2 separate regions of the Homo sapiens genome follow, and region 2 is linked to region 1. A link is a loop called in an ENCODE intact Hi-C map of the cell type or tissue named here. Cell type or tissue: breast epithelium. All regions are shown on one strand. Each heading gives the region's core, and the rest is flanking DNA. Links, peaks and the distances in the headings are about the cores only.

Evidence for each region. A loop is a pair of places that touch in the nucleus more often than their neighbours do. Peaks named below come from ENCODE experiments on the same cell type or tissue, not always from the same donor. Only the 100,000 strongest peaks of a DNase experiment are listed, where the experiment ranks them.
Region 2: it touches region 1 in a loop (29-fold over the local background); 1 of 110 quality-filtered maps calls a loop at or near these places.

The regions. Positions count from the first base shown.
Region 1 is chr3:101,755,505-101,760,891 of GRCh38, reverse strand. CEP97 (centrosomal protein 97) reads right to left here. Exons shown (of 11, transcript NM_024548.4): 7 at 5,298-5,387; 8 at 3,696-3,829; 9 at 2,469-3,258. Among named protein-coding and RNA genes, the nearest start is that of NXPE3, 21 kb to the left of the region's middle. In breast epithelium, for the core only: no CTCF peak of the experiment used is centred there; a DNase peak (open chromatin) is centred at 2,543; H3K27ac peaks cover 443 bases.
Region 2 is chr3:101,084,492-101,089,878 of GRCh38, reverse strand. No RefSeq gene overlaps it. Among named protein-coding and RNA genes, the nearest start is that of ABI3BP, 94 kb to the right of the region's middle. In breast epithelium, for the core only: no CTCF peak of the experiment used is centred there; no DNase peak of the experiment used is centred there.

The DNA of each region.
Region 1 (5,387 bases), core at 242-5,241:
AGACTCCATCTCAAAAAAAAATTTTTTTAGATAAAAAATAAAAATAAAATTCCAGTCAGCAAGGTAATTCACACCTGTAATCCCAGAACTTTAGGAGGCTGAGGCAGGAGGACTGCTTGAGGCCAGGAGTTCAAGACCAGATGGGCAACATAGACTTCATCTCTTTAAAAAAATTTTTTTTAATTAGCTGGGCATGGTGGTGCATGCCTATAGTCCCAGCTACTTGGGAGCCTCAAGTGGGAGAATCACTTGAACCCAGGAGTTCAAGATTACAGTGAGCTATGATCACGCCACTACACTCCAGCCTCAGCAAGAGGGCAAGACCCCATCTCAAAAAACATATAAAATCTAAGATCTATCATTATTACTCCCTCTCAAATATCTTCAGCTCTCTTGCCCTTCCCCTGCTCTCTCTACAATATCACCTAGGAAAAAAAATCATTCCTGGCTGAACCAAATTAACCATGCCTGAATCAGACCAGAGCAGCTAAGAATTGCTGATGAAAATCATACAACCTGACCTATTGTTTTGCACTTTTAAGCATTTTCTCACATTGTCCAGCAACCCTCCTCCATTTTCCTCATAAGGTCATGTTTAAGATAACTACCTCACACCTCATACTTCTCTCCTTACACCTCCTTCACCCTCTCCTCATTTTCAGGTGTTGACCACATCTTATACATTATTGAAAAAGAAGCAGCATCAGACAGGACTTTTTCCCATCTCCCACCATCAAACCTACCACCTTACCTGCTCCTGCTCCCATTTCAGGCCACTTCCTCTACTTCGACACTACATTTCTTCCTCTCTTACCTTCTCAAGAACTGCAATCCTGCTCTTCCTCTTTTTTTTTTTTTTTTTTTTTTTTGCTGCACCATCAGTTTTTCCCTCCTTATTTATTCATTCCATCAACACATGAACAAACTCTATATCTCTCATCTACAAAAGAGAATGTTCCTTTAATCTAGATTCTCCTCCAGACACCACTTAACTCTCTTTTCTCTTGTTTTCCTCAAAACAACTCTTTCCAAGAATTGGCTACACTCATCCTTCAAACTCTTTACCTCTCATTCACTATTCAACCCATTCCAAAATGGCCTTCATCCCTCTACACCACTGAAGCTGCTCTTGGGAAGGTCACTGTGCAGTAAAGAGTTAACTCAGCAGGATGGGGATGTTCAAACACTGTACATTGCAAAGATAAGACTGGCCCTTGACTGACTCCTGGGAGATAATCTCCAAGCCCTTGGAATATCCTGACTGAAAAAGAATATCTTTATACACCTGGGGTCTTGGTCACATCAGATAGTTTAGGCAATCAATGATTTCTAGTCAACATCTGTTTTGTTCGCCTGGGGTCCTGGGTCCTGGGCCATGGAGTATCAGTGTGACCTCTATGTGGTCTGAGGTGTAAATAGTTAAGATCAGTTACATGGGTACTCAATACCTATGTGACTGGCCCACAATAAAAACCCTGGACACCAAAGATGAGGTAACTTTCGTCAGTTGGCAATACTTCATATGTGTTATCATACATCATTGCTGAGAAAATTAAGCCCTGTCTGTACAACTCCACTGAAAGAGAACAACTGGAAGCTTGCACCTCATGTCTCCTAGACTCTGCCCTAGGCACCTTTTTTCTTTACTGATTCTAATCTGTATCCTTTTGCTGTAATGAACCATAATGACGAACAGAATAGTATTTTCCCAAGTTCTGTGAGTCCTTTTAGCAAATCATCCAACCTGAGGATAGTCTGGAGAATCACCAACACAGTCACCAATAGCCTCCAACTGCCAAGTTTAATGCCTGTGTCCTCTCTGTGGCACCTCTCATCTCTCCTGAAACACTTGCTCCTGTTGAAGGTGGAACTCTCCTAGTTTTCCTACCACTCTGGCTGTCCCTTCTCAGTATCCTTTGCTGCCTCTTTCTCTTCTACCTGATAATACCAGTAAATATTACTAGTTGCAATATTAATGAAATCCTAACTTTCCTGGGCTAGCAGTCAGTAAAACATACGAGCCATGGGATTAAGGAATAATTCCTATTGTAGTCATATAGAATTTTAGCCCCTTCTGAATCCCTGCTATTTTCTTTATTTCTTATGTCATGTACTGAATTCCATGTAGACTTCATCATCTTCTCATTTTTATACTTGGTTTTTCAATGTTTTCTGTACCTTTCTATGTTTAGAATTATAGATCCCTATAAAGCTCACGTTCATTGAACATTTATTACTACACTGCATCTATGTATCAAGTGCTTTGCTGGGGATGGAGATGAGGAGATAGAGCAGATAGTGTCTGCTCTCCAGATGCTTTCGGTACACTGTAGGAGACAACCAAAGCAACAGTGGCTACATTGTGTGAAAAGTGTTATAATCACAGAAGCACAGTGTTCTGAATCAACTATAAGAATCTAACACCCTCAAACCAACAAAACAGTGCATCAAAAGGACTTCTGACCCACCTCCTTATTTCATCAGTTAAGCAGACAATGTGCTCTTGCATTCTGCGTAGCCGGATTTCGTAACGCACATCTTTGGCTTGAGGGTTGTAGTTCCTGGCATAAAATCCCCGCCAACAGGCCTGAAGCTTGGTGGCTGCATCATTTAATTTCTGAAGGGCAACTTTGTCTTGTCCCAAAGCAACAGATCTCTGGGTTAAAATCATGGGAAGTTTCTCTGAAGTTGCTTGAGATATGGTTTCTTTATTTTCTGGTTGTGTATTTTCTGGTTTCTTTATGTCTGATTGTTTCTGCTCAGTTGACTCAGGAAAAAATGTAAGACTGTGGTTATCATCCTTCAAGATAGCACTGATTATTGTTGGCTCAGGACAAGGTAATAGTCCAGCTTTCTCATTTACCTCTGTATTGATTTCACTTCTCATCATTTGAACAGAATTCTCATTTGCAGCCCATAAAGGCTGTTCCTCTTCCTTATCCAACACCTGGCTTTCCAGCCCTTTCACAGATTCATCTGCAACACCATCATCTTCTAGGCCCAAGTTAATGCCCTGCAGCCTCAGCTCAACTGTAGGTGATAGTGGAGACAGTCCTGATGCAACTGGCATAAAAGTAGACTCTGAAGAGAGAAGACTACAGTTTAACTTGTCCTCATCCGTCTGTATGTCTTCCAGGTGCAGATCATTTCGAGAATATCTCGTAGTGTGTACAGAGGCTGGAAAATTATTCTTAACCGCAAATAACTGATCATCATTACTGTTTATCCCAACCCAAGAATTCACTTGAATGACGGGTTCTAGAAGAATCAACAGAGTATCATTTAAACCACTAAATGTTTACATTTTAGTTATGTCCCTTTAATGAAATCTATTCCTTGAAATAGAGTAAAATGCAAAAAAATCCCCTCAGTGACTTCTTCCAATATGCCGAAAACATCAAACCAAACATTTTTAAGAAAATGAATTCTTGTGATAATCATAAGAATAATCAAAGCATCAGGTCTATATAAAAGGTAGTAGTCCTTGAAATGTTTCTTAAAATTAGAAATATAGCAGTTATAATATACATACATATATAGGTGTGTTTATACATAGATATGTATAAGATCTAAATGATTACTGAAGTTAGTAAACTAACAAAAAATTATGAAAATATGCACCTTTTTCTGCTTTATGATACCCGACAAATTAAACAACTTGGAGAAAAGGGATCAGAGATAAATTCATTTCTTACCACTTTCCTGGGATATCTGGCAATCTTGAACAGGGCTTGAATGCTCAGGAATAAGGGATGCCCTTGTTTCAACAGGAACAAGAGGAGACAACTCTTCATTTTGGCTTTGGTTCATCAACTGCCTCTGGTGAAACCTAAAAATCAATAATACCTGGTCTAATTTAACACAAACCAAAAAAAGAAAGATTTTCTGCTTCCTAGGTAACAATGTCAAAAAGGCAGAAGTTTACAAGTTCTCAAAGTAGGTACTTTTAATTAATGCCAAATTATAAATCCTCATTTGAAAGCACTGGATAAAGAAAGTTAAGAAGCTTATTTTGTAATTGCAAAGACAGACCCTACTATGCACACATACACACATACAAAAACATTTAAAGGCAGGATCTCTGATAAAGAAAGTAAATATTAAATGCTTCTGGCAATACTTTTTCTCTTTTTTTTCACTGTACCCTTTGAAGGCAGATATACCTCTTAAGTATTCAAAAACCCACAAGAAACACCTACATTAAAGAACAAATAGGTCGGGCACGGTGTCGCGCACCTGTAATCCCAGCACTTTGGGAGGCCAAGGCAGGTGGATCGCTGGAGCTCAGGAGTTCAAGATCAGCCTGAGCAACATGATGAAACCCCATCTCTACAAAAAATATAAAAAATTAGCCGAGGCTTGGTGGTGCGTGCCTGTAGTCCCAGCTACAGGCACGGACTGAAGGGGGTCTGAAGAGGGAGGATCATTTGAGCCCAGGAGACTGAAGATGCAAGGAGCTGAGATCACACCACTGCACTCCAACCTGGGTGACAAAGTGAGCTCCTGCCTCAAAAAAGAAAAAAGGGGGAGGGGTGGCAGACGCAGTAGCTCATGACTGTAATCCCAGCACTTTGGGAGGCCAAGGCGGGCAGATCACCTGAGGTTAGGAGTTCAAGACCAGCCTGGCTAACATGGCAAAAACCCATCTCTACTAAAAATAAAATATTAGCTAGGTGTGGTGGCGCATGCCTGTAATCCCAGCTACTCAGGAGGCTTAGACCCGAGAATCATTTGAACTGGGAGATGGAGGTTGCAATGAGCTGAGATCACACCACAGCACTCCAGCCTGGGCAACAGAGTGATATTATGTCTTAAAAAAAAAAAAAGAACAAATATATTTTTTAAAAATCCTATCCCGTTTCCTGGTGTAGTAGCTCATACCTATTATCCTAGCACTTTAGGAGGCCGAAGCAGGAGAACTGCTTGAAGCCAAGAGTTTAAAATCAGACTGAGGAACAAAGTGAGACCTCATCTCTACAAAAAATTAGCCAACCATGGTGGCATGCACCTGTAGTTGCAACTGCAGTGACCTATGACTGCACTGCTGTACTCACAGACCAAGAGACCAAGACCCTGTCTTTAAAACAAAAAAACCCCTCTATTCCTCCATACCATATTGTTTGGCTGTTTGCAGTGCACGATTCAGCTTCCCTGCAGGAACTGTTGCAGTGACAAGGGGACTGAGTGTCCAGAAATGTGGGCCGCAGCACTTGCCTCAGGCTTACTATCACCATAGCAAAGACTCAGAGGTATTTTAACTTGTGAATTCATCAGTTGTTAGAAATAAATGGGCTTACCTCTGTTTGCTCAAAATCTTCTCTAGTTTGGCATCCTCTGCAGTTTGAAGACCTAGTGTAGAAGTGAGGGGGCAGACTGTAGCCAGATAT
Region 2 (5,387 bases), core at 275-5,274, 670 kb after region 1:
ATCTCCTGCAGTGCTGCTGCCTCTCCTGTGCTCAGAATGGTTTTCTCGGTACTCATGTTAGCATTCAAGGTTTTCCACAATTGGACTTGACCCTTTTCCCACTTATTCCTTATTATTCCTTCACCAATCTCTCTGCTTTAGCAAGGCTGACCCACTCATTTTTCTTAAACATACCTTGAATTTTCTACTTTTATTCTGATTTTATTCTTGCTATGTGCCTTGTTGGGGACCAGCCTTAATACCACCCGTAGGGTATTTAAAGTTTGGTGGAAACAAAGGATTGAGAAGAGACAGGTTAAGAGTAAAGGTGGGGAGCCAGGGGGCCAGTGTAAAATATGGAAGTGTAAAAGGCCTAGAGCTTTGGTTTTTATACTATTCATTGAGTATAATTACTTAGATTTAAGAAGCAGATGTTTAGGGTGAAACAGTGAAAAGGAGGCAATCTGTTATAGGCATAATTTGTAGCAATAGTGGTTTAAATGAGTTTTTTTTGTGCTTAAACAGTATATCTTTAACTTAGTGGGAACGGGCTTAACTAGGAGTCTGCACGTTTGTTCACATTTTAATGTTTTAAAGGAGTGGTTTTTTTTTTTTTTTTGAACACAGTGTTTACAGATAAGAAAGCAGGTTTCACTCTGAGGATGGGAACATGATGGCAATTAGGAGGCTTTCCTCATCAGAGGCCTTTTGTGGCTTTTTCTAACTTATTGTCCCATATTTTTATGGCCAGTTTATGTAGGCACCCCACAAGCCCTTTTCCCAACAGTGCCTCACCTGGAATGGTCTTCATTTCTGCTCTTTTGAATTGAACCCATACTTCAAAGTTGAATTCCAGTTTTTCAGGAAGATTTCTCAGATTGCTCAGGCACATGGTGAAACTTTTATCCTGTCTCACACATTTAGGCACTTTGTAGAGTCAAGTCTTCTTGTCTCTTAGATCTCTAACTAGAATACAGGGCAGGAACCCTATTCTTTCATTCTCTCTCTCTTTCTCCCTCTCTCCCTCCCTCCCTTCCTCCCTCCCTCACAGAGTCCTGCTTTCCAGAAGATAAGATAGGTTACTTCATAAAATTAATTCACCTGTTATCAGGAGACTCTAATATATGAGCAAGCTTCCATTTTTTGTCAAGAAAACATGTTACTGATCTTACTTGGTTAAGAATAAAAGGGCTTACTTCAAGTTTGCTATAAATTATTTTCATTACAAGGATCTCCCTAATTAGTTTACACACTCCCTATTCCAGTACTAAATTTATTTTGTAACTTCAGAATTTCCTGGGATTTTCCATACAGTCATAGGTATTTGTAGAGTAATCTGGGGAAATTTTTGAAGTCAAGTAGAGGAAAGAATACATGACCATCTGTTGAAATTCTCATTATTTTCTAGCTGTGCTCAGCCTATTGATGTCCTTTTAATTAAACATGGCTTTGAGGAGAAAGTAGAAATTGACATTTATCAATTGAAAATTAAATTTGAACCTCTATAAAATATGTTCCCTTGGAAATCTTAAACTGAGCATCATTTAAGTTTTTGTTGTTTCTCTTTGTAAAGTTTGTTTTGGAAAATTTCAATGATACACTGATGTAGAGATATTATCATTAATTCATATATCCAGCACTCAAATTTTACATTGTCAGTAGTTGCCAACTTTGTTTCATCTACTTGTCTTCTTCTGAAGTGTTTTAAAGAAAATTTTATCATTTCATTTCACCTGTAACTATTTCAGAAGGCATATACAACAGATAAGGACAGGTGTTTTCTCCCATAATCACTGTGCCTTTATCATATCTAGCAAGATTAAAATCCCTTAATGTCATCTAATAGTACTTGGTACATAATTACATTTTCCTGATATCTCAAAAATGTCTTTGTATAGTTGATTTCTTAAAATTAGGATCCAAAAGACACACGTTCATTACGTTTGGTTATTATGTAAGTCTCTTATCTGTTACAGTTCTCCCTCACCCTTATTTCTTTGCCATTGCATTAAAGAAGTAGTTCTCAATTCACTTCCCCAGCTTCCAAGACTGTTTACGCTCTTAAAAATTATGGAGGACTCCTGGCCAGGCTCATTGGCTCAAGCCTGTAATCCCAGCACTTTGGGAGGCCGAGGCGGGTGGATCACTTGAGGTCCGGAGTTCGAGACCAGCCTGGCTAACATGGTGAAACCCTGTCTCTACTAAAAATACAAAAACTAGCCAGGTGTGGTCGTGGGCCCCTGTAATCTCAGCTACTCGGGAGGCTGAGGCAGGAGAATCACTTGGCCCTGGGAGGTGGAGGTTGCAGTGAGCAGAGATTGCACCACTGCCCTCTAGTCTGGGCGGCAAAGGGAGACTCCATCTCAAAAAAAAAAAAAAAAAAAAATTATGGAGGACTCCAAATACCTTTAATTTATGTGAGTTGATTACTAATTTTATTTAGTTTATGTAGGTTAGCTCTATTAATATTTACCATATTAGAAAATAAAACTCTCATTCTGCTGGTTGGCTGTCCATTCTGTTGTTTACTTCTTTTGTTGTGCAGAAGCTTTTTAGTTTGATTAAATTTCTTTTGCCTATTTTGTTTTTGTTGCATTTGCCTTTGAGGTTTTAGTCATGAATTATTTGCCCAGGCCAATGTCCAGAAGAGTTTTTTCCTAGATTTTCTTGTGGTATTTGTATAGTTTCAGGTTTTACCTTTAAGTCTTTCATCCATGTTGAGTTAATTTTTGTATATGGTGAGAGATGAGGGTCCAGTTTCATTCTCCTGCATATAGTTATCCAATGTGTGCACAGGGACATAGTGGAATCGTAGACATTGGAGATGTCTAGAAGATGAGAAATTACTTAATTGATACAATGTATACTATTTGGGTGATGGTTACGCTGAAAGCCCAGAGTTCACTGATATGCAATATATCTATGTAACAAAATGGCACTTATACCCATTAAATGTGTAAAATAATCATTATAATCATATTTAAACAAGAAAAAACTTGTAAATTTTAAAAATATTTATTAAAATTTTAAAAATAAAAACTAACTCATCAAAAGTTATAAACCCATACATGTTAACTCATGTTATAACTCATAAACCCATTACATGTTAACATAAATGAAATATCTTTATGGAAAGTAATTATTTCCCAAAACAAATAATTTAGTGAGAAGTGTGGCATTGTTTTATGTTTCTATAAACCTCAGATGTCTAGCTTATTGGAAGGCAGCTAGATTATATTCAAGTATCCCATTATACTACTTTGGTGGGAGAAAACCCAGCCTCACGCAGTTATGATGTCCTGAAGTTTTTGGTAAACTCCAAAGTATACTCATGAGATGATGTAAGTGCAAAAGGCAAGTTACCTTAGTGTTATTCTGAAAATAGTTTAACCTTGTAGATTACCTGAAGGGGTTTCAGGAACCCTGGGTGAGCTTCCACTCCCCACACTGGGCCACTCTGGCTCCCCCTATCACATACAGATGCCTCCACCTCCTTGAATGGCTTTGGGCCTGAATTGTCTAGGAAGGTACGGGTGCAGGTACAGGCAGGACAGAAATCTTGAACTTTACTTTTATGTATTGAGGTTAGTTGTAGTATTGAACTAACTGTTAATTCAGTTAATTCTGAAACTGTTTTGTATGTATGGTATGATAGAGTATATGTGTACAAATACTGACTTTAGGAATGAGGGTCCTCACTACAGGAAAAAGGAAAAATGAAGATGGAATGAGGAAAGTGAGGGAGAATCTTGTGTTAATGAACTTGAATTGGAGATATCAGTATGAACTGATCAATATGAATTTATGATCTATTAAAAATACATTTATCAGTTCTGTCTCTTGGAAGAGCATGTAAGCAGTGGCACCACAGCAGCAACGACATACTTAGTGAACAGATCTTACTTTCCCAATTCTTTCTTTGGAGAAGTGCCTGATTAGAGTCCTGGGCACAAGTGAGACTGGAACACTGTGTGGTGCCAATAAAAACCTGCTCAGAGACTGGTGGAGCCACCCAAAGACATGGGAGCTGCAAAACTATTTTATTTTTCTATTACTTAGGTATTTTATATTCATGTGTATTTATCAACTTCTTGCATCTGTAGCTCTTTTAAAATTTGTTAAATTTTTAATATTTTTGAGATGGAGGTCTCACTGTCATCCAGGCTAAAGTGCAGTGTAGTGTTGATAACACATGGCAGCCTCGAACTACTGGGCTCAAGAGATCCTCCTGCCCCAGCCTCCCAAGTAGCTGTGACTACAGGCATGTGCCACCCCACAGCTAATTTTGTGTGTGTGTGCAAAGATGGGTGTATTACTCCGTTTTCACGCTGCTGATAAAGACATACCTGAAACTGGAAAGGAAAAGAGGTTTAATTGGACTTACAGTTCCATATGGCTGAGGGGGTCTCAGAATCATGGCGGAGGCAAAAGGCACTTCTTACATGGCAGTGGCAAGAGAAAAATGAGGAAGAAGCAAAAGCAGAAGCCCCTGATAAACCCATCAGATCTCGTGAGACTTATTCACTATCACGAGAATAGCATAGGAAAGACCTGCCCCCATGATTCAATTACAACCCCCTGGGTCCCTCCTACAACACGTGGGAATTCTGGGAGATATGATTCAAGTTGAGATTTGGGTCGGGACATAGCCAAACCATATCATTGCGGGAGGGGTTCCTGCTATGTAGCCCAGGCTGGCCTCGAACTCCTGCCCTCAAGCAATCCTCCTGCCTTGGCCTCCCAAAGTGTGCTGGGATTCTAGGCATGAGCCACTGTGCCCAGCCTCTCTTCTTAATCATTTTCCTTCTTACTTCTTACTTTAATTAGTAACAGTTTAAATATTTTAAAAGTAACCTTTTTCTTTTTGTTATTAGAGACAGGGTCTGGCTCTGTCGCCCATGCTGGAGTTCAGTGGAGTGGTTATAGCTCACTGCATCCTCAAACTCCTGACCTTGAGCAAATCCTCCTGCCTCAGCCTCCCACATAGGGACTACAGGCATGCACTACCACATCTGATGTAGCTGTTAAACAACTATGAAAGAAAAGCAAATTTACAAATAATCAAATAATATTTTCAAATCCAATACAATTCAAATGAACTAATTTAATATGCACATTTTGTTGAAATTAAATTATATTTTGCTATATATAACATATTTGATTTGGTCCTGTATTTGAACTTCAATTCTGCAAACGTAGAGAATGCCTGCTTATATAAGTATGCTGTGCATATCATTAACAATTTTGAGGCTTTGTTTGCTAGCTTGCCATAATTAGACTTCATCCTTAACTGAAACTCTGCCAATAAACAATCCTAGAATGCCTTCTCAATGAGCTATCACTTTAACTTCAAAGGTTCCATGTCTATTCAGGATAAGATTGTCATTGTATTGTTGTTGAATTCTAAA